Regions from separate parts of the Homo sapiens genome. Here regions 1 and 3 are each linked to region 2. Evidence: chromatin loops called from intact Hi-C (ENCODE). Cell type or tissue: PC-3. All regions are shown on one strand.

Evidence for each region. Peaks named below come from ENCODE experiments on the same cell type or tissue, not always from the same donor. Only the 100,000 strongest peaks of a DNase experiment are listed, where the experiment ranks them.
Region 1: a loop joins it to region 2, with 6 times the contacts of the local background. A loop is called at or near these places in 15 of 110 quality-filtered maps.
Region 3: it touches region 2 in a loop (13-fold over the local background); 4 of 110 quality-filtered maps call a loop at or near these places.

The regions. Positions count from the first base shown.
Region 1 is chr2:7,093,163-7,101,162 of GRCh38, reverse strand. No RefSeq gene overlaps it. Among named protein-coding and RNA genes, the nearest start is that of GRASLND, 180 kb to the right of the region's middle. RefSeq lists an enhancer at 3,528-3,657. In PC-3, CTCF peaks have their summits at 3,513 and 3,726 (motif pointing left); a DNase peak (open chromatin) is centred at 3,732; H3K4me3 peaks cover 688 bases.
Region 2 is chr2:7,667,345-7,675,344 of GRCh38, reverse strand. It overlaps LOC101929510 (a long non-coding RNA gene), which reads right to left. Exons shown (of 5, transcript XR_007088657.1): 3 at 7,575-7,784; 4 at 7,421-7,498; 5 at 889-1,499. It overlaps LOC107985848 (a long non-coding RNA gene), which reads left to right and starts at 3,060. Exons shown (of 2, transcript XR_001739272.2): 1 at 3,060-3,263; 2 at 3,438-3,674. RefSeq lists a silencer at 2,973-3,267. In PC-3, a CTCF peak has its summit at 3,074 (motif pointing right); DNase peaks (open chromatin) are centred at 1,264 and 3,104; H3K27ac peaks cover 1,103 bases.
Region 3 is chr2:7,114,543-7,122,542 of GRCh38, reverse strand. No RefSeq gene overlaps it. Among named protein-coding and RNA genes, the nearest start is that of GRASLND, 200 kb to the right of the region's middle. In PC-3, a CTCF peak has its summit at 3,320 (motif pointing left); no DNase peak of the experiment used is centred here.

The DNA of each region.
Region 1 (8,000 bases), 570 kb after region 2:
AAGAGCACCAAGCCCTGTATGTTTAACAGATTTCTAACAAATCTTTGAGAAACAGATTACTTGAATATTAAATGTTTCTGTGAACAGGAGACATAAAAGGAGGAGGAGGAGGAGACAGGAGGAAGAGGGAGAAGGGAGAAGGGGAGGAAAAGTTCCAAATGCTTTTGTAAAGCTAGCAACACATAAAACTGAAACCCAATGAAGAGGCAAGAAGAAGAAATCTGTGGGTCACCTGCACTTTTAAATAATTATATTAAATTTCTTGATATATATTAGCAAATACAATCCAATCCCATCCAAAGACAACCACCATAGGCAGGTGGAGTTCCTCCCAGAAATGCAAGGTGATTTGATATTAGAAAACCTACCAATACAATTTACCATTTGAGTGGACACAAAGGTAAATCTGTGTAATCCTTCTGTAAGAGCAGGAAAACTCTTTGATAAAATCACAGATCTATTCTTGATTTAAAACTCTTACTGCAATAGAGATGGACAAGAGTGTACATTTTTTTTTCTATTCACAAACTTTTAATTTTAGACCTTTCTTAGACTGGAAAAAAAGATCTCCCAGAGGAAAATCTCACCTACTTGCTGGGCAGTGCAGGCAATAGTGACAGTCAGCCACCATGCTGCTCTTCATCCAAGGTATACATGTGACATGGTGCTTAGATTTGCAGCTTTCACAAATATATTAACCTTTTGTTTAATAAGGCATAAGCAGGTGAAAGATTTGAAATTGTTAATAGGAAAATGGTTATAATTATTATGGAGATGAAAGAAGAGGTAACTTAAAATGAAATTGGGAGAAAATAGGCAACATTTTGCATGCAGATAGGATAAATCTCTCAAAATCATCAGGCATGATTCTGGAGGACAAAGAATGAATAACCCATATGTGAAAAATACATAAGCAATGGATAATAATCAGGCAGAGATGAAGAAAAGTTAGTAGTCCCATTTTTAAATGTACTAGCCTGCTGTGATTTCAGAAGAAAGCTAGGAATGTTTCCAGAATTCAAAGGCCACAGATGATTTCATGGGCCTAGTACCCTTTTAAGTTCAGTATGACTGAGGTATAAAGTGGGCAAGAATTCACCTACTGTATTAGTCCGATTTCACGCTACTATAAAGAAATACCCCAAACTGCGTAATTTATAAACAAAGGAGGTTTAATTGACTCACAGTTCTGCATGGCTGGGGAGGCCTCAGGAAACTTACAGTCATGGTGGAAGGCAAAGGGGAAGCAAGAACGTTTCTCACATGGTGGCAGGAGAGAGAAGAGTGAGTGAAGGAGGAACTTGCCAAACACTTATAAACAATCAGATCCCCTGAGAACTCACTCACTATCATGAGAACAGCATAGGGGAAACCACCCCCATGATCCAATCACCTCCCACCAGGTTCCTCCCTCAGCACCTGGGGATTACAATTCAAGAGGAGATTTGGGTGGGGACAAAAAGCCTAACCATATCACCTATATGGTAGCTAGTAAAAACCTCACAGCAATGCTCATCGAGGAAATAGATTTTCAAGGTAAGTAAAATGGTCCTATATGGAAAATAAAGCCCAAGGGCATATATTTTATGTATATTCTTTTTAAAGCTTTAAAATGAAATCATCTTCCTATTTGGTGGAAATATATCTAGGGAATACAAACTTAATAAATAAATGGGCTTACATTTTATCAAACCGCAGGGCTCTATATTAGCAACTTTAGAGAAGAAAGTAAGTCTTGTTCAGCTCTGACTCTCTTACCCTGTTTCTTGCCCAGTGCTTCACATAGCAGCAGGTTACAGAAGAGTTCTGTGAACCGTCCGAAGAATTAAGTCACCCACTTATTAACAGCTGCATCTACAGAGCTCTCTATGGTTGCAGAATACTTTTTCCATCGCTATCTCCATCTGGCCTACAGGAGAGCCTTGTGAGAGGGCATAGAAAGGTGACAGTCCTGCTTTAATAATAAGAAACGTGGACAAAGGCATGAAGTGAATCACCCAAGACCACCCGGCTGGTTAATGGCACAGACCCAGAAGCAAAACCTAAGGTCTTCTCACTTTTTCCTTCCAATTTCCAGTTGACTACAAGACTGCACACTGCCCCTTGATCCCAACCTAGTGGCTGGGCCAAGCCCCTCAGCGTGAGAATGGTCTGGAATCACTCATGTTGCTGGGCCAGAAATTTTTTACTTGTGATAAGACTTTGCTTTGCAGTGCAAAAGTCTCACCCTTAAGATAAATAACCAAATATCTCTGACACCTTTTACTGAATAGCATCTGGCATTTGATAAGTGCCAGATTAAGTGTCTTTGCTGAAGTGTATGCGACCTGTACATGTAACAAAATTGCACCTGTACTCCACAGATGTAAATTTTTAAGAAATTAATGGAAAAAATAAAAAATGAGTTCTCTCAACACAAAGAAATGATAAATGTTGGAGACGATGGATAAGCTAATTAACCTTGTCTGATCCCTACACATTATATGTATTGAAACATCACTATGTATCCTGTGAATATTTACAATTATTTATCCATTAAAAAATAAAATTAGAATAAAAAGAGAAACAAAACAAAGACTAAAAAATAGAGGTCTTCTTGTTATCCAAGTGTGGATTGGCGATCAGGTTAGATATTAAGACAGTATACTAATCATAAGAAATACTAAGCCCAACTTTGTTTTTCAATTAATGGCATCCTTAATGAATTTGTGTTATTATCCATATTTTATGGGTGTGGAGCACATAACTTGAGCAAGAAACTCCACCTGAACCTACAGGTCAGCGAGGTAGAAGTTGCCCAAGGTCTCATAGGCATTAAATGTCAAAGGCAATGAGAACAGAAATCCTAGCTCAAATAGCCCATCCAAGGATTAAATGGTATAAATTACTAAAAACACTTTTCTAGGAGAAATTTCGATACTTGCTTTATTTTTCTCTTATTCTCATCATCCTGGAGGATAGGGCAAAGATAAAAACGTTCCTGGTGAGGCCCTTGAGAATCAGTGTGGCTGAGTGGCACGCCTGGGCTGCATGCAGATGACTGGCAGAACAGGGGCCAGAACCACCTGCTAGGAGGATGTGCCTTTGGGGGCTCCTTCTCTTTCTACTATGAAGAAAGGAGTCTATAAGGAGAAATTGTCTGAGTTAAAGCAAATCTCCTGTCCTTAAGAACAAATGCAGACTCTTGAGTCCTGCATTTAAGGACTCCCAAGATGAAGGCTGAAGCTGATGTGATGGGGGCCTCTTGAATCGGGTGAGTCCATCTGGGATGTAGGAAGAAATAGACCAGAGTGCATGGGATGGGGAGCTAGGGGGTGCTTCTCCACACCCCAGGGCAGCCTGTGGCCCCTCCCACTGGCTGTGATGCCTGCTGGGCCCAGGGCAGGACAAGTGGCTCCAGAGCTCTGGTGGAGGACGGTGGGGCACATAAGGCCAGCTGGGCTGGCTGTAGCCACGTGGTCTTTCTGAAACTGCACACCTGCTTTCTCTGTCTAAGCTGCCCTGTCTAATTCTGGTTAATCTCACGGTGGAGAGAGGGAGGGAGAAAATCACAAGTTGAAGAAGGCTGAGTAGGCATAGGGTGGAAGAGCTCAAGGCAGACACAAAAATCCATCACTCACACGCAAAACAAAAAGACCCAAACCAAAACAAACAACAAACAAAATGGTAACAAAAGACAGCAAAGCACGCGCACCTAGAAACTGGTTAAACGCGGTGCTCGCGCGCCACCTGCTGACCGAATCGTGGCGCTGCATGCTGGCCGTCCCTTCCTGCCCCTTAGCCTCGGCGTCCTGCGCACTTCAGCATCCCCAACCAATCTGGCGGCACTCAGGATCCTCCAAGTCCAATCCAGTTGCCAGAAAGTCTTTCTAAATCATAGAAATTTAAATTTCACTCCCAATTTTAAATCTGCCAGTGGTCTCCATTTCATATAGGGGCCAGTTCAAATTCCTTAAGCATGGCTCACAAGGACATCAAACTGTTAGGTCAGTAGCTGGTCAGGCAGAGCAGGACAGAGAGGGCCCCCACCCCACCATGAGGGGCGGGCGACCATCAGGTGGTGGTCAGGCGGTTGGTTAGCTGTCTCTCTAAAATAATAATTGTTTGCAGCCGGCGCCAGGGAACGGCATCTCCCAATAGATAGAAACACCTGAAGCCCGCAGCTTTCAGATAGATCTCCTCCGGCGTGAGGTGAGTGGGCTCAACACATGCGCACTAAGAGGCAAAATGGCAGAGTGTGAGTGGCATATGACCTCCTAGGGACATTCGGCTGGTAAGGGAAGAACGCCTCAAGGGAGCATGGGTACGACTCCAGTAAACACACTGCGCATGCGCCCCTCCCAAGCGCCAGCAGCCCACCATGCATGCGTGCAGTCCACCCCAAGGGGAGAATCAGGGGAGAAGGGACGCAAGACCCCGGAGGCATGCCAACATATAAAACCCCAAGTCAAAGGGTCAAACCCTGCACTAGTCCTTCAAGTCTCCTGCTTGGCCCTCTTCCAAGTGTACTTTCCTTCTTTTCATTCCTGCTCTAAAGCTTTTTAAGAAACCTCCACTCCTGCTCAGAAACTTGCCTCAGTCTCTCCCTTGCCTAATGCTCCTCAGATGAGTTCTTTCTTCCGAGGAGGCAAGGAATGAGGTTGCTGCAGACTGGTCCGGAGTTGCTGCTGCTAACATACTTTGGTGCCCTGTGACTCAGAGACCTTCCGCTGCTAACAAAACCTGGCCCCAGTCTGTGCCTCCTAAATGGCTTACCCCAGGGTCCTTTTGCTAAACCACCATGCCTCTCTCTAGGGTCGGTTCAAAGCCACCTCCCTCCTTCTCCTTGGAGGAAAGCTTGTCCTCCCCGGCCTTTTCCAGCCCTGTGCCCCATTCTGGGGACTCCATGCCTAGTACCTGGCCCCTTTCCTGCCTCATCATCCTGCTAATCTCTGAGATCCTACAGGGAAGTATCTTATTTATTCCTCAGAACAGGGAACACAGTGCCTGAAACATCAGAAGCTTCCCATCCAATGTCTCAATATTTGCTAAGTAAATGCTGAGGCTTTTACCAGCTAAAAATTCAAAGGTTTTCAATCGTTGGATGTCTTTCACGGGAAAAAGTGATGGTGAAGAGCCAGGATCTGCCGCTCACTTAAAATTCACCACGTGGGCCGGGCACGGTGGCTCACGCCTGTAATCCCGGCACTTTGGGAGGCTGAGATGGGTGGATCACTTGAGGTCAGGCGGTCAAGACATGCCTGGCAAACATGGTGAAACCCTGTCTCTACTAAAAATACAAAAATTAGCTGGGCATGGTGGCACATGCCTGTGATCCCAGCTACTCAGGTGGCTGAGGCGGGAGAATCACTTGGACTCAGGAGGCGGAGGTTGCAGTGAGACAAGATCGTGCCACTGCACTCCAGCCTGGGTGACAGAGCAACACTTTGTCTCAAAAAAAAAAAAATTACCACTTGGACTTAGGAGACGCTTCCTCCTGAGCCCTGTGTATGAGGTGACCAGCTGCCCCCAGATATTCTACTGCCCCGTCTGGGGAATCTACTGACCGGCACAGAAGAGGCACCAAACACCTGCTCATACCCGGGAAGGATAAGGCAGCATGAAGCGAAGTTCTATTTGACAGGCCCTGCCACCCCCAGGACAGCCTTAATAGTGTGTGTCCCTGAGCAATGTTTCCCCCCCAGCCTCCTCTCCCTGCAGCAGGGCCCTGCCCTCCCTCCTCACAGGGTTTCTTTGCTCATTGAGCTTGTCTCCTCTTTGCCCCACCCAAATGCACTCATCTCCATCCATGAAACTAAATGCTTTCACATGGAAAAATTCAGATAGGTCTCAAAGTATAAACTAATCTTCCCAGAGCTATGTTGCCAACCCAGGTGTCTCCCCTGAAGCCTAGAATCTGAGTCAACTGGTCACTTTTCCACTTGGATATTCTGCAGCACCTTGAACTCCCTGGGGCAAACCTACACTTGCCAGTTTCCTGCTCCCTTAAAATACGCTCCATCTTCTGAGTCCTGCACACCAAGTGGAGGCCCCACCATCGTCCAGGTGCCCAGGACAGAAATGTGGGATTCATCATCAGTTAGTCACTATGTCCCACTGATTCTGCCTTCTAAGTGTATCCTGAAAGAACACACTTCCTTCCGTCACACAACCCCCTACTCAGGCCACTGGTATCTGCTCTGGATTATTGCTCAGCATCTATGTTAGTGTCACCGGCAGCGAATCCGTATCTTACGGGTCTGCAGCAACCTCAATTCTTGCCTCCTCAGAAGAAAGAATTCAACTGAGGGGCATAAGGCAGAAGGAGAGAACAAGGCAAGTTTTAGAGCAGGAGTGAAAGTTGATTAAAAAGCTTTAGAGCAGGAACACAAGGAAGGAAAGTACACTTGGAAGAGGCCCAAGCAGGTAACTTGAAGGACAAGTGCAGGGTTTGACCTTTTGACTTGGGCTTGTATATGTTGGCATGCTTCCGGGGTCTTGTGTCCCTTCTCCCGATTCATCCCTTGGGGCGGGCTGTCTGCACGCACAGTGGCCTGCCAGCAGTTGGGAGTGGAGCGTGTGCTATGTGTTTCCTGGAGCTGTATGCATGCTTATTTGAGGCATTCTTTCCTTACCAGACTAGCATTCCTACAGGAAGGTCATACAACAGTTAAACTCCATCACTTTGCCTCTTAATGCACATGCTTGAGCTCACTCGCCCACTTCCTGAGATCTTATTGGGAAGCTGCTGATCACCAGTTTTAGGTGTTTTCTTTTTATTTGGAGACGGCCTTTCCCTGGTGCCAGCTGTGACCAATTATTACTTTAGCGAGACACTTTACAACCGCCTGACCGTCACCTGACCGTCACCAGACACTCCTGGTGTGTGGGTGGGGAGCCCTCCCCTGCCCTGCTCATGCCTGACTAGCTACCTACTGTAACATTAGGACACGGCAGATGCAGTGATCAGAACCCTCAAGCCGCTGAGGTGAGCTTGTTGGACCCCCGTTCCAGAGACAGTGAGAGTTCCAAGCTCTCCCCCACATTTCCCTCCTGCAAATTTCTCTCAGCTGTGGTGGTCCTTCTTTTTCAGATTCACCTTGCGTTTCCCTCCATGCCACTCCAGGCCCTTCACCAGGCTGTGCTGCTGAGCATGTATGCACACACACACACACACGCACACACATACACGGACACACACGCAGGCACACACATGCACACATACACGTAACAACTAGGAAATGGGCACATCGAGGAACACGTCCCCACCGTCGCCTCCTCTCTCCCCTGCTTTCCTGTTTCTGGCTCAGGCCAGTGATTCCTCTCTAGGCCTCCTGGGGTGGGGGTGAAGGAACCAGTCTCAGTACCCAGTTTAAGTGCGCTCAACAAAGAAAAATTATTCCGAAAATCTAATAATGCTCCACAGAGGAGCCTGCCAGGTTTTATCCAGTTCCAAGAAAACAATGAGCATTAACATAAAATACAATTTCCTTGAACAGACACTCTGAATTGCCCACCGTGGGTTCCTATCCATTGTCCACATGCCTGCAGGTGCATAGAAGTTTGTGGAACATTTTACAAGATACTGGCCTCACTCTGCTGCTGCAAGGAGCATCTGCAGGAGCCCATTAGCCTTGGGTGATGCTCCCAGAGCCCATGACACTGTCCTCCCAAGGCTGTCCTCCCAGTCCAAGAAGGATGCCTGCACTCCGTCCTGCTCACTCCTGTCCATTCCTGACCTGACGTGAGACAGAGAACAGAAGGATAAATACAGAGAAGGTTATAAGGACTTCCAGGATCCACACACTATTTGGAATCCATTTCAGAAGTGCAGAACCTGAGATATACATGAAATACTCCTTTCAGCTCAATTAGCTCTACTCTCTCTTTAAAAATGTTTGCTAATGGGGTAGATCCAAAGTATTCACACCACGCAAAAAAGAAAGAAAAGAAAAGGAAGAGAGAGAAAGAGAGAATGAGGGAGGGGAAGGAAGGAAGGAAGGAAGGGGTACCTGTGAGGC
Region 2 (8,000 bases):
TCAGCCTGTATTGCTACCGCCACCTACATGTCTCGGTCACTCTAGAGAAAGTCTGAATTTTTGCTTAAAGAGTCATCTTTTCCAGGAGAATCACCTTAAGAAAACCCTCTTCAGCATTAGAATTTCTTAGGTTTAACAGAAGAAGAAAAAAGGAGAGAAAGAAAGAAGTGAGAGAGGGAGAAAGACTGTGTGTGCCGAGCTACGAAATCCAAGGGTGATAAATGGAAGAAAAGTTCACGGGGTGATAATTGGGGTGAAGGGATGATCAAATTTTGTCAAATTGCCTTTCTATGTGGAGTTTTAGAATGGAATTCAAGTAGCGTTTAGCCAGTGATGACTGAGCCAGCCACTTCCATGTACGCTGCCTTAATTCCTCTTCCTCAATCCCTGTGTGGTATATAACCTTGGCTCAACACTGCAAAGGAGACAACAGAGGTTCAGAGACACTTTATAGTTCATTCAAGGGCATACTGATGATGGCAAGTATCTGTATCTGAGTCAGGCCTGAAACTTGTTCCTCCCAATTCCAAACTGGTGCATTTCCCATACCATCTGCTCTCATGATGGGACCCTCCCTTGCTGCAGAAGCTCAAGGGCTAGCTCATTTCTCAACCATCTGCTCACATAGTGCCTAGGAGAAGTACTCCAATCCCTTCCCACGGGGGAGAAGACTTCTTTGTGGAAGAATAGCCCTCCAGTGTAAAGACAGTCCACTCTGCTGCAACTGGGAAGCCCTATCTGGTATCTTTCTTATCTTTGGATGGCAATGGATTTGTGGGATGGGGAGAGAATGGCAAAAGCTGGGGTGGAAAGATGAGTAGGTGATCTGTGGGGGGACTTGTGTGCCAATGGTGATCCTGTTCATTCATCCATGAGCCACTGAAGAGCTTACAGCAGGAGTGGTACAAATCTTGATTTTTATTTATTTAAGAAAAGCCATTGTTGGCCACGAGAAGGGTGGGCCACAGGTAGGACTGCTGGCATGAGACTTGGTCACATCAGTTTATTATTGTTTCATCATCCTGTCAAGGGATTGAAGCTCCTTCTCTTTAGCAAATGGAGGGGTGAGATTTCCAGGGGAGACGTTTCCCTGCCATCACCCCTTGATCTGTTTGAAAAACCAGACAGGTGAGCTTAAAAGGAACCACCTGCATACTCTTTAAAGAAAGTTCCTCTTATATTCCTCTAGAGTAGAAGCCCAAAACTCTAGTTACTTCATGGAAATGTCTTTCCTTGTGGTTTTCCAGACAGTTTTGGCTGATGCCCAGCCTTCTGAGTAGGTAAAATAATTTTCTGGAAAGTATCCGAATGATTCAGCACATCCACTGAGTTTCTAGTCAGGAGTCTGGCCCTGTCCCTGGTGATGGAGCTTCTGTTTTTGATTCTCCCCTTTTACTGGTCGGCACCAAATTCCCCCTGGTTGACACCTTAAATGCCAGTTCAAATGCTGCCCTCTGATACTTTCTTTTCAGAATCAAGGCTCAATTCCAAACAAGTTCCTGTTTAAAGAACAGACAAGAAAGAGCATATTGAGGCAAAGAGGTTAGAACTGAGATGTGGAGAGGGGAAAGAATGAAAAATAAATAAATAAAAAGAGGAAAAAGGGAGGTGAAAGAGGCTGAGATCCGGCTACCAGCCCAGACCCCAGACTTGCATGGCTGGGCGCCCAAGGACACCGCACCTGTAGACTCCGGAGGCAAATCCAAAGTGACTCTCTCCTCAAAGCATTGTGCACCCTGGATTTTCCATTCATAAATGCTAAAATGGCCATTGCCTACCCTGCACCTAGGATTTCAACCTGGAACTTTTCACACCCTCTGTGCATTTCCTGGAGACCCTTCCCATCATCCACATGATCTGTAGGAGCACCACGGTCCTTCAGTTCTGCCAGCTAAGCTGCTCTTGAATTCGCCTTCATCCAGATGGACTTTTTCAGAAGGCCTCCTTGGCCTGGGCAGCCGCAGCCTCCAGCATTGCTCCTTTCTCTCTGCAGCAGGAGTGATCTTTCCAGGATGTTTATCTGTATCTGTCAGGTGGCTGTTCCGCCCCTGCTTAAAATTCTCCAGCAGGACTTCAGAGTTGCCAGGGTGAAATGCAGAGCCACTGGCTCACCCTCCCTGGTCTGATCCTGTGCATGTCTTCTAAACTTATCTCTGGCACCATGGCCATGTGAAATAGTCGTTCCAGCATTTCCTTAAGCATATATTTTTAATCTTCTTTTGCCTCCTATTCCCTCTATTTGAAATGTCACCCACACCACTTCCCCATTAATAGCTGCTTTTCTGTCTTGCTAGCTCCTACACATTTGCACATCACCTGGACATTATCGGCACCTCAAAGCCTCTCCTGGCGTTGTTCCTTCCAGAGTGAGGTGCCCCTGTCGGTTCTCCCATAAAACCATGGGTTGCACTGCATGTAGCTCTCTGGACTCTGATCATTGATTTACTTTCCTTTCTCCCTTAGTCACCTTTGAGTTCCACGTGCTGTCGGCCCATCTCAAACTCATGACACAATTGTTGACACATAGATGGTAGCCAGTGCTTGTCAACTAAAGAAGAGAATGGGAAAGGAAGAAGACAAAAGTGACCAAAGAAAAAAAACAGGTAAACTCAGTGCTGATGTTAAAAAATCAAAAGATGTTGTGCTGCCTTGAGAAGGTTTTTGCACACTTAAATATGGGTCAAATATTAGCATGTCAAAAAAGGAGAGGCACACAATGTTACCAGACCCCTTTCCTCCCTGGGCTGCGTAGGAACAGTGGTAACCTCAGCCTTCACAGAGAGAGACATCTTCCTGGAATAACCTGCATGTCAGGGCGGTATGCGGTATCCTACCCACGCCTGGGTGCTGCGTTAGCCTCCTGTTTCCTGTCTGCCCACTCACATTTGATTTGACCTCTTTCTCACCAGAAAAGCTATATTCTCTCACAACATATGTTTTTTTTTTTAATTCTACCCATCCTTCTAAGATGTTCGCATCTCTCTTTAACATTTGTCAAAATGGCTTCACCTCATGACTTTATTTTGCAAATTCACTTATTTAGAGGCTTGTTAAAACAGACCTGCCCTTGCAATTTAGGGATGCAGCCACCAGGTGGCAGGATGGTGCTCAAACTGCAGGATGCAGGCTTTCCCTGAATTCCTCAGGATTCAGGTTTCCAGTCAATGCAAGAAGCCCTTCTTCCGTCCCTTCAGGATCAGCCTGCTCTCTGCAGGGCGCTTCCAGGGACAAGGCCTCATGAGGACAGCCCACTCCATAAACAGGTAAATCTTGGGAGTAGAGATACTCTGGAGCAGGTCAACAATATTTACTGTGCAAATGCCAGGGACCCAGCATTTGATAAGAGCTGCAGATAAAAAAGATGCTGAAGAGGTTCTCTTAAGAGGAAATCTCATTTTAAGAGCTCACATCACCTAAAATGTTTTCCTTTAACTCAGGTGGAATGCTGCCTTGATCAAGTGCAGTCTCCTTCCCAGCTCTGCAATGCAAGCGCACCCTGGACCCTGACTTCCCCATCCTCCTTTTATGCAGTCTCAAACTGATGTGTCATCGCTCCACAGTCCCTCAAGCCCCCAAGCTTCTCCCTCCTGCCTAGCTCCTTCCCTGGCCCCCAAAGAAGGCTGACAGGAGAAACTAAACTGAAATAAAGAGGCCATGGTAGCTCTGTTTCCTAAGATGTTTTGTTCTTTTTCTACCCATAAGGGAATGATTCAAAATGTCCCTCCACCTGGGTCCAACCGGTTTGCCTGAAGTTAATTCACTCACCAGCTGTTAAGGCTGCTTCTGTCCTTGGGTGAAATTTGGCTGGCTCACCCACTCTTCGGAGCTACAACTGGGCCTGGCCTCATTAGAAGCCATGTGGCCTCTGTAGCTGGCACCGTGGCTGTCCCCCGAGTCAGCCGGGATTGCATCAGCTCCTCTGATGGCCAGAAGCAGATTTCACATTTTTTCCTCTCTCGAATGTGTGCTGTCTTCTTGCTGCGTTCTGATTTAGCTTCCTATCTCTGAGACACATATTTAGCTCTCGTCTCATTTGCAGAGGTACTGTCATGCTTTTGAACGATGTGGTCTTACTTTTCCAGCTGTTCCATGTCACCAAACCAACATTCTTTGGGGTTACACTTGTGGGGAATTGTCTTCCAAAAGACTATCTTTCTATTTCAAGTTTTGCCTAAGCATCTCCAGCAGACATTATCAATGAGGTAATTTTTGGCAAACTTAAGAGCGTGATCCTGCGTAACAGATGCTTAGGAGAGCACTGACAACTCACACAAGATGATTACCATTCCACTGGCTTGACCCTCCTAGGTTGAGAGCACAAGGGGGAGGGTTTTTTTGATAGAATTGATGAGACTCAAAAAGATCTGATTTTGGTCTTTCAATGTCAGTGGATACCACTCAGGATGTGTTGAACTGGGGAGGGGAGCTGGCCTGCACTAAACACATACCACACGTCCAGCACTCCGTAAGGTAGGCTCAGCTATTTTCAAGGTAAACCTGTAAGCATTCTGTTATTATGCCTTTTAAAAGATGTGAAACTGAAGATCTGAGTCTAAGAAATGTTTAGCCAATGCTGCACAGATCGTAGAGGTTCAAAGCAGGCTATAATTCAAGGTCTTTCTGTATCCAAAGCTTGTGCTCCTCAAAAGCAGTACAATTCCTTTCTAAATTAACTTTGATTTCTTTTTTCTGATTATAAAAGCAAAAGTTGCTAATGTAAAAAAAAAAATGGAAAAATACATAAAAATGTAAACAGAGACCTCAAATCACTTTTAATTCATTAACATTTTGTTATTTTTTTCTTTCCGTACTGGTTTTTCTAGATAACTAATTAGACAGATGAGACAGACAGACAGACAGATGGCCCATAGTATCTTTAACCATTTCTCTATTGTGGTTCTAGTTACATATGTCAAACTGACTTCTAAAAATAAATGAGCAGCAATTCATAGCAGTATATGAGTATATCTATCTCATATCAGAAGAGGCAATAATGTAGTAACTTCTATGGCTTTGGTTTCCCTTCTAAGAGAAATTGACATCTTATTCCTTTAATTACATTACTAACCAGATTGAACAATTTTCAATTTGGTTATTTTTCGTATTTATTTCCATATTTACTTTTCAATAAAAAGTAAATTTTTTAAATTTTCCCTATTAGAGGTTAGATATTTCTTTATTCAGAATTACAGATCTCTTTTCTCATTTTATGGCAAACACATCCATGTTTGTTTTATACAGATCTATAATTCTTTCTTCCTGGCTTTAGAAATGAAAGCTAACTTTTCTTACTTTGGGAAATAATGCCTAACTAACTTCAGGCTAGTCTTTGGGCTAATAGGGAATTCCTACAAGTGCCAGTCTGCAAATGAAAATGAATTCTAGCCAAGTTATTATCATTTTGACCTTTAATTACATGTGTCCTTCTTCTCCCTCCTTTGAAGACCAAATTAAAAAACAAAGCAAAACAAAACAAAACACTTGGTTTTTGTATATCTCCTAAATCTGACAAGCAATTTTTGGCTTCCTCATAAGTTTCTGTTGCTGTTATTCTCCACAGAATTTTTAAAGATATAGTATATAAGGAAAACAATTTTTGTTTGCTTTTAGACACTGTGGTTAATTTTTAAAATTTAGACATTTAAAACTCCTTAAGTAACTGATTTTTGACATTTATTTGTGTCCCGCCAGTTGCTTAGAAGATTAAAACATTCTTTGGAGAAACTCTGTACCCTTTTAAAGATTGTTAATGATATAAAATTTAATATTTATGGTTACTAGTAATCAATCAATACATATTCTTTGAGTTAATGACTGAACTATTCTTTTTTTCCCTCTTCACCTACCCAAATCTTAACCACTTTTCTAGGCTCAGGCTAACCTCCTTGCCCACCCCTACTAGGCTATACAGAAAGTCCTCACCCTTCTTAGAAGCCATATTGTCCTGTTAAATCTCCCTTGGCACAAAGCGAAACTCACTCCAAATATTACTAAACTTTCCATGTGTTTATATTTTATTTTTTCAACTAGCTTCATTAAGTGTGCATCCATTCAATTCAATTTATTGAATGCTTTATTAAGCTTCACTTAAATAAGATTTTGTAAAATTATGTAATTTTTACATACTTGTAAACATACACACATGATATCTTTATTCCAAAAGAGATGATAAGTGGAGGAAATGGGGAGAGTGGGTGCCCTGGTGGTGTGTTTGAGTTGACTTGCACCAGCCTGCAAGAGCCTAGGGTTAAATTTTCAGCAATTTTGTAATTTGGTTGTTAAACACAGTCATTATTAAAAATCAAGTGTACTATTATAACTTCTCTGTCCAACTTTGCCTTCAGTGACATCATGTTGGTAGCTTGAAATTGAGCATGGTAGAAATATTTATAAAACAGAAATTGGCAAACACTGTAAAACAAAACTTGATTTAATGCTCTGTTGATTGACTAGACTTAAGAAAGTATTGCAGAAAATGTCAGTAATGCAGATTAAACCTAATAGTGTGCTGTGCATGTAGCTACTACATTGTGTATAGCAAAAGATATTGAAGAAATATTCTTCCTGTATTTGAATACCATTATCCAATTAGACAAAAAGTTCCTCACATCATTGAACAAAGGGTGAAATTCCGATATACATAGCAATGAACCAGAAACAGACTTTGATTTACTAAATGTATAATAGTTTGTATGAGAATGAGAACTAGTTTAACAATAGATCACATATTGGACTTAATGATAACAAATTTAATGAGGAAAGAGCAGAAAGGGATTCAGTTTCAATTATCAAATCATAACTGAATTGTAACCATAGGTTGGCTACAGATACTGCAGCTTGGCAAAAATCAGTGAAAGTATTCTGTAAGAATTAATTGCTTATGTAAAATTTGCAATAAAGAGTATTGTGTATTTTATTATTTGTAAATTGTGTGATATACATCCTTTATATGAGTAAAGTTTATAATGACATTATATACATGTATATATATTCTAGCAATTTTTATTTGGCGAGCTTGTTGTTAAATATTTACCTGCAAATCACTGTGTGCGTTCTTCATTGTAAAATGCAATCATAGTTGATTTTGAACAAGGGAATGTAGAGCCCTAGCTACGTTATGGGCATTATCTCCCCACTTTTCCTAGAGATGTATCCTCTCCTATTACTTTATAAAATATATGTAGCTTAACTTTTGTTTTCTGGGGGGTAAGGGCATTCAGAATATCCCCATCTCTGCTCTGCCTGTAAAATACCTATACATGCTTTATCTTTTTTTATATCATAAAGCATACAACTAACATATGCTTCTTAAAAAGACACCAGGAAAAAACACTTAAGCTTCATAACTATCAGTGAGACCCCCAAAATAGCATCTTTCAATTTTCCCTACTGCAGTTCTCTAGCTTAGAAATTCCCATACCTCCAGTGCTGACTCTGGTAACTGTCCTCTCCACTAGAAATCCCATAGTGTAGAGTCCCATTCCAAAACAAAAGATACCTAAGGAAAAAAATAAATTTAGATTTTTAAATAAATAAATCAGGACTCATGAAAGCTGCTTCTCAATTTTACATACCCATAACGTTGCCCACTTTGCCCTCAAAGGATGATGATTATTTTGTCTTCAGGAAGATGATCCTTCTGTCTGAAGCTCTTTTGCCTGTTTGTGGTATTTAATGTTGACCCCGCCGTCTACATCTCTGGGTTAAGTCATGGAGGAAGGAAGCCCTGTGTGTGGACAAGGTGCCTGGCTCTGGTGACCTTCTCCATCATCACGTGATCTCACCTATAAACACAGCATCCCAAAGAAGATGACAAATTAAAAAAAAGAAAAAAAGCTTATCTGAATGACCTTCAATCAAAGTCTTCCTCAAGATCTCACTTCCTCTTCTCTACTCTCAAAACCTGAGCCCTAATTTTTTCCTCTAAACCTAAAAAGATACCCAGTTTTGATTGCTAAAATGTTTCCAACACAAGTAAAATAATTCGACTTAATGGATAG
Region 3 (8,000 bases), 550 kb after region 2:
TGATGGACACCTAGCAAAATTCACAGTGCCTTGATCTGTCCTGGGAGTACAGATGAGGGCAGAGTAATTAAAGAAATTCCACTTTGCAGTTAAGGAATTTATTCCCTGAACCCAAAGATTTGAGCAAAATAACATAGGGGTATCACTAACCTTCTTGTATAGGGCGCTTTCTATTTCTGATGGAGGTGAATTGCCTTTCCTGCATGGAGGGGCAGTGGTTGCAGCAGAATTGAATGAGAAATAGCGAGACTGAGATCTGGCCTCCATTAGCCACAAAACTAGCTTGAAAAATGTGTTTTCCAAGTTTTCCTGACCACTCTAGGCTTGTCTGAAAATAAGGCTGTTGAACTAATTTGGGAATGAAATTGGGACTATGTAGCCCCGTGATGTCACTTCTCTCTCCTATGCCCTTGACAGGCATTGATAATTAAGATCAAAACTCTTGTCTACTTAAGTGGGATCAGGCTTCAGGATCCTACACAGGACAGCACTCCAAACAACCCCTAACACTGATCACGGTGCCTCACGGGATAAGACATCCGATTACCTCTGACAGCCAAGTTCCCTCTAGCCGTGAAGCTGTGTCCATCTGAAAGCAGGACCAAGTATGAATTCACCTCATCTATTATGAATAAATCCTTAGTTAACATGTGTTAGACATTTGCTGTATATAAGGATGTATACTCATTTTCTCCTTTATTCCTCATAACAGCCCCATCAAGTAGATAGTGTTATAAATTCTATTTCTCAGATTCAGAAGATGCAGCTTGGAAAGATGAGATGACTAATTAAGGTTACACAGCTGGCTCCAGATTCAGAATTTTAGCCCTGTTTTGGGGATGTGGAGTTTGAGCCAGTCAACCGAGACAACCTCCATCTTCTAGGAAAAATGTATCTGTTCCCTCTGAGGAATCCTGAGCACCTAGTACTTTTTAATTAACAAATATTCTGATTTCTCTTCCCCTTGATAAAAATGAGGTCTCTGTCCTGGTGTGTTGCAGATGCCACAGCCCTACCTTAGTGGGCCTGGCTTGCATGTTAAGAATGAGCCACCTAATGCATGTGGGGCTTAAAACCAACATGACGGGTTGATGGGTGCACCAAACCACCATGGCACATGTATGCCTATGTAACAAACCGGCACGTTCCAAACCACCATGGCACATGTATGCCTATGTAACAAACCGGCACGTTCCAAACCACCATGGCACATGTATGCCTATGTAACAAACCGGCACGTTGTAAACCACCATAACACATGTATGCCTACGTAACAAACCGGCACGTTCCAAACCACCATGGCACATGTATGCCTATGTAACAAACCGGCACGTTCCAAACCACCATGGCACATGTATGCCTATGTAACAAACCGGCACGTTGTAAACCACCATAACACATGTATGCCTATGTAACAAACCGGCACGTTCCAAACCACCATGGCACATGTATGCCTATGTAACAAACCAGCACGTTCCAAACCACCATGGCACATGTATGCCTACGTAACAAACCGGCACGTTCCAAACCACCATGGCACATGTATGCCTATGTAACAAACCGGCACGTTGTAAACCACCATAACACATGTATGCCTACGTAACAAACCGGCACGTTGTAAACCACCATAACACATGTATGCCTACGTAACAAACCGGCACGTTCCAAACCACCATGGCACATGTATGCCTATGTAACAAACCGGCACGTCCCAAACCACCATGGCACATGTATGCCTATGTAACAAACCGGCACGATCCAAACCACCATGGCACATGTATGCCTACGTAACAAACCGGCACGTTCCAAACCACCATGGCACATGTATGCCTATGTAACAAACCGGCACGTTCCAAACCACCATGGCACATGTATGCCTACGTAACAAACCGGCACGTTCCAAACCACCATGGCACATGTATGCCTATGTAACAAACCGGCACGTTCCAAACCACCATAACACATGTATGCCTACGTAACAAACCGGCACGTTCCAAACCACCATGGCACATGTATGCCTATGTAACAAACCGGCACGTTCCAAACCACCATGGCACATGTATGCCTACGTAACAAACCGGCACGTTCCAAACCACCATAACACATGTATGCCTACGTAACAAACCGGCATGTTCCAAACCACCAGGGCACATGTATGCCTACGTAACAAACCGGCACGTTCTGCATATGTATCCCGGAACTTAAAGTAAAATAAAAAAATTTAAAAAAAGAATAAGCCACTCTGCTAAACAGCAACCCCAAATCCCAACCCAGCCCTCAGTACAGGCCTTGCTGGGGATGAGAGACGCTGCTTGAGAAGATGATGGATCATGCTGTATGCCCATCTGGTCTCCAGCTCCAGGCTCTCCCAATTTTTCTTCATTTCTTTTGTTTTCTCTATTCAGATGTGAACACACTGTACTTAAATTCTATGGCCATGTGCTAAGCTGTATGTTAGCATGTCAAGGCCCAATTTACTGACATAGCAGTTTTCCTGTGTACCTAAAGGTATACAAATTCTGACTTCTTATTTGTATTTCATGATGTTTGAACTTTAAGTGAATGACCATGTTTGCAAAGAACAAAGCACATTTTGAAATATAGTTTTGAATCTCGAAACCATTACCACCTTTCCCAGTGGTGTTGGCCCAGCCACACCAAATGCCCTGGCCACAAGGGAATCTAAATTGGGTTCACTTAACAATGCTGTATTCTGCATAGAGAACTGGGAGAAGTCATGTTTACATCCACCACATTATCCCTGTGGTCCAAGCTATACCAGATACATAGAAGAAACAGTGGGGCCTAGCAAAAGATGGCTTTCCTTCTAGCTCCACCACTCATGACCTGAGTGTCCTTGGGCAAACCACGTAATCCTGTGAGCTCCAGCATACAAGCTTCTTGCTGAAAGTGTCCTCAGGAGAGCTAATCCTGGAGCGCCAGACACCAGCACGTGCACAGCAAAATTCCCTGTGTTCCCCTGAGGCTTGTGGTCCAGGAGACAAGGAGGGGATTCGGTCACTGCTCCTCTACATCCTTGTGAGGCCAGGACAGCAGCCCTGGGGCTGCAGGATGGATGAGATCATGAGTGATTGCAGATTGGGACCAGTCCCACGGTCTCTCTTCCCAAGGGATGGGTGCTGAAAGTCCTGGGCTCAGCGTTTAAAGACACGCTGATAATTTACAGCCTTTTATGAGGTTTCACATTCATTTTGGAATTTCTTTTGCCAAGTTTGAATCTCATGTTGGGCCTTTTCTCTTTTGGGTAAAAATATCTCTGGGCTGGCCCGGGCCCTGGAAGCAGCAGGGTTTTCTGCTACAACAGTGACACCTGCTGTTGAGGACAAAGTGGGTGATTTCTCAAAGACAATTCTCTGTAGGGCCAAGATTACTTTCATATTTCCAACATCTGGAAGGAGAAATCAATTCATTTTGCAGGGAATAAGTACTGCTGTGCTGAACAAGCAAAAAATCAAATGAGAGGCCAGGGATAGGAAGAAATAAATAAAAGGAAAGAAAATGTCTGCTTGGTTGAGAAACAAAGAAATCAAAGACCCCCCTGGCTTGGCACAAAGCAGCCTGGTCATGGGTCTGCCCTGCCAGAAAAGACTAAACAACAGGTGGCCCTCTCCACCCAGGACTCTGAGAAGTCAGAGCTGTCCCTGGGCACCTCCGTCGAAACACAGGACACTGAGACCAGGCATCCTTAGAGCAGAGTCTGTCCACAATGAAGCTGGCACCTGCAGATGGAACTGCTGAGGTCCTGTCACCATGGGGTGCGGGGAGTGAGAAATGAGAAATGGCCTCACTCTTCTGTCTGCCCTGCATTGTGAAAAAGAATCCTGTTTGCTCCAGGCTCACCAGAGTTCACCTGACATTGCAGACACGTTCAACAACATAGCTCCCTGATTCCTTTAACGCCCTAGAAATTCAAACAGGAAACATTTGGCATCTACGCCTATTTCCCATTTGCCCTGTATCTTAGGAAACAATTCTATCACTACTATTTTAATTCACCTTAACTTTTAAATAAGGCAGGATTTGAAGTTTCTGCAATATTTCAACTTCTTATCGTATAGATTTTTTTTTAAGGTAATCTTTGAAACGACCTGTTTTCCAGGTAGTCATGGAAATACTTCCAAAATGACTATTTTGGGGTTCCAAAAATATTTTCTCACCTGTATGTATATAAGGTTCAGCTTTCATTTTGACCCTGATAAGGAATCCATCAATTACATGCCACTAATACCTAAAAAGGAAGAGTCGTCGTTTGGTGGCAGGAGTGACAGTCCTGCTGGGAGGGGCAGAGCACTGTCTGCAGCTGGGTGACCTGGGAGATGTCTTCACCTCTCCAAGTTGAGTCATTGTTCTGTGTGCATCAAGTCAAGAAATCAGTATAACTCAAGAGTTTTTAAACTTTTAAAGAAATCTGTTGAATCTGTTTTGCATATACAAAACACAGTCCTGCATAGAAGTCTAATTATAAAATTATTTATAATACTTTTATATTTTATATATTTATTATATAATATATTATATAGTATTCTAATATATCATATATAATAATATATATTATTATATATTATATATTTTTGTATTTTTATAATAATTTTATAATAATAAAATATAAGATGAGGGTCCCTACTTTCCCCCAAAGCAGCCTTGAAGACTCCCTGGCAGCATGGAGACCGTCGGGGGGCAGTTTGCCAAGCACAGGGCAAGCCGCCCTGATCCCCAGCCCACGGAGCTTTCAAGCTCCAGCACCCCACATCTGCATCTCAGCTACAGAATGAGGGTGCCTCGGCCTGCTGGGCTCCTTCACAGTCACTGTGAGGATCAAGGGTGACTGCTCATCTGAGAAAGCATTGATTAATGCAAAAAGATAAACTAATATTGCACTGTTTAAAAGGAAAATAATAATTTTACTTCTGTAGGTCTCTCCTTTCACGACTATAAAATAAGAGCTTTTGATTAGGAGAAAATCATTAATAAAACATTGTTATCTTCAGGCAATATGTTAAACACAGTCATTTTCTTTGCTTCTTACATCGGCTTGCTGTGACATACATCTTCAGCTCCATTTTTTGGTTGAAGAAACAGGCCCAGGGGGATTTTGGAAGTCAGCTAGCAGCACACAGCAAGGCTGGTTCTCACGGCAAGGCTGATTCCCGTGTTCCTGCGATTCCTAGTGAGTGCTCCATGAGTCCCTGATCCCACACACTCCCCCCATGCTAGCCCAGAGCTCTGTAATTCTGCCATTCTCTGAAACTTTGTGCTCACATTCTTACAGTGGAGAGTCGTAGCTTTGCACATGGATGTAAAACCGATAAACTGCGATTCCAACATACCACAGCACTCCCCTCTCAGGCTCGCATCCATAAAATATGAGCATCCCTAATAAACAGCAGCTGTACCACAGAGCGGGCTGTGTCTTCAGGCAGAGTCTCTTCAAGGTGTTTCTGGCACATCTACCTGGGCTGTCTTGACTCCTCTACCCCAGACGTGTGGTTCTAGTCAGTGTCTGCTGGAATCGCATAGGAACCTGCTCGCATTCCCTGGTACGCCTGGACTAGCTGTTACAGGGAGACTTCATTTTTTGCCCCCATATCAGATTCTCCCCCCTCATTCATTTTAATTTCATTGATTTGCCCCTTATCACTTAATACATTTTCCTCCTTATTGGCATCTGGGCTGAAGGCTGCAACACAAACAGCAAAAGACCAAATCAAGATTTAAAAAAAAAAAAAAAAAGAGCAAAATATTCCCATTTCAGATGGAGGAGCAGATGGGGCTCTTGGCACTTCAGAGGATTTAAATTGACCCTCTGCACCAAGCTAGGGGAAGACAGACTGTCACTGCTGACGAGTAGGCACTAAGGAGACATGCTTTCCCTCTGAATATGCAGTAGCATTTTGGAGTTCTTTTTCCCTCTGCAGTGTAGGATGAGAAGGAGCCATAGGATGGATTCAGACTCTATTGGAACCTGAAAATGCAGCTGGGGAACAAAGACAGCCCTGGGCGCAGACTCTGCTCTTCCCCATTCCAGCTTTGTGTTATGGACCTGTCTATCTCTGACTCTCCGTTTTGTCATTTGAAGATGGGATTACAGCCACCTGCCTCTTGGCATGATTGCATGATATAAGATAAATGCATGGGAAAGTGCCCAGCTCAGTGCCCTGCACATAGTAGGTGTTCAATAAATTTGTCTTCATTTTCTTTTTTTTCTTCATATGTGTCAAGAGATGTGAATTTTTTGGAAACTCTTTCTTCACAACTTTCTCTTTTCACAGCTGGTAAAGACAAGGACCAGGTGGGGAGCTCTGACCTTCCCTTGGATGACATTTATAAAATACGCTCTGTCTATTCATAGGACAAGTGTGATCAGCATTTGAGACAGGAGAGCCTTATTTTAAACAGGTTGCGGGCTCGCCTGCAAATCTTCAAAATATGGGAATCTTGGACAACCCTGAGTCACAAATCTTGAAGCTGTCCTCCTGTTCAGTTATCAGAATATGCTCCAAATCTCTCTGTCTATTCATTTGCAGCTATTCCAAGCACTGACTTCTTTTGATTGGTGTAAACTGTTCATTTCAATAATTAAAAAACGGCTTCAAACAATCAAACTCTTTGTGCCTGTTACTAAAAAAAAATTGCATAAAACAAGAGTACCTAAATTGGTGAAAAGATGATTATACAATACTTCAAAATCGAAGAAAAGAAATCCATTGAGAGATTTATACATGAAAGTGTTTATTCTGAGGAAGATTATAAAGGAAGAAACGGGAAGAAGAATGGGGGCACAAAGAGGAAAAGCAATGACAATGAAAGAAGATGGAGAAATGTTGTGTGCAAGCTCTCTTTGAGCTTTTTGCCAGACACTTACACTTCTCTGTTTCAAACCTTTCATGGGAACCCCATTGCCCACAAAATGAATTCAACCTCTAAGGTACAGCACATAGGGACTTTTCTGATTGGTTTTGTCCTGACTGTTCTCAATTAATTCTTGATTATCTCTTGCATGCTCCTCTACTGATACTTCACCTCACCAAACAATCCCATTCCCCAGATTATGCCCAGCGTAGCTGACACATGGACTGTGCTCAGTGTCTGTTGTTTATCCAAAAATAAATAAATAAAAATGGTTGTATGTTAAATTCAATTGTTTATTAAGGCCATAGAAAATCTTAGAAATTGGAACCCCCACTTACTTCTGAAAGCAGTAGTCACAAGAGAAAATAAAAAAAGAAAGGCTAATTAGACTCCCAGACAGAGCATGCACTCCAGCCCAAGTGCTCCACCCTGAGTAGTGAAACAACACTCCTCTGTCCAGGCGGGATACCAGGTGTTGACAAGATGGAGAAATTGAACCAGAGTCTCTAGATTTAGAGGTAGCTGGTAAAGAAGAGAGAAAAGATAAAGTATGAGGCTGAAGACACAGGAAATAAATAAGTCATCATAACAAAGAGGAAGTCTTCCCAACCTCCTTCTTTCCTTGGGTCTCAGCACACCCCAGGCAGGCGATGAGAGAATTGTTCTGGAGAATGGAAGAGCCCAACATGTAAGATACAGTCCTAGGGCACCATCCTGTCTATCCCAAGCAACATGACTCTAAGTGAAGCTTGCCAATTAATAAGCCACACATACACATAGACCTTCCAATCAGCTTTTTAGTATTTGAGTTTTTAAGCAGAAAACCAAGCAGCACTAGCCATTTGAGGAAAGCCTCCAACATGAAAGACAAATCAAAATGTAAGAGCAGAGAAAAAGAAAATGGAGGCAATACAATAAGTAGAAAAACAACTTTTAAAAATAGATTTAATATCCCCAAGGAGATAAGATACTGTATTCATGAAACAAGAACAGAATGCTATGAAAATCAAACAATAAGAGAACCAAAGAGCTCTATATTAAAATAGAGTTTTTATAGAAATTAAAACTATAATAGATAAAATTTAAAACACAAGGAAAGGGCTGGAAGCTAAGTTTGAGAAACCCTCCTG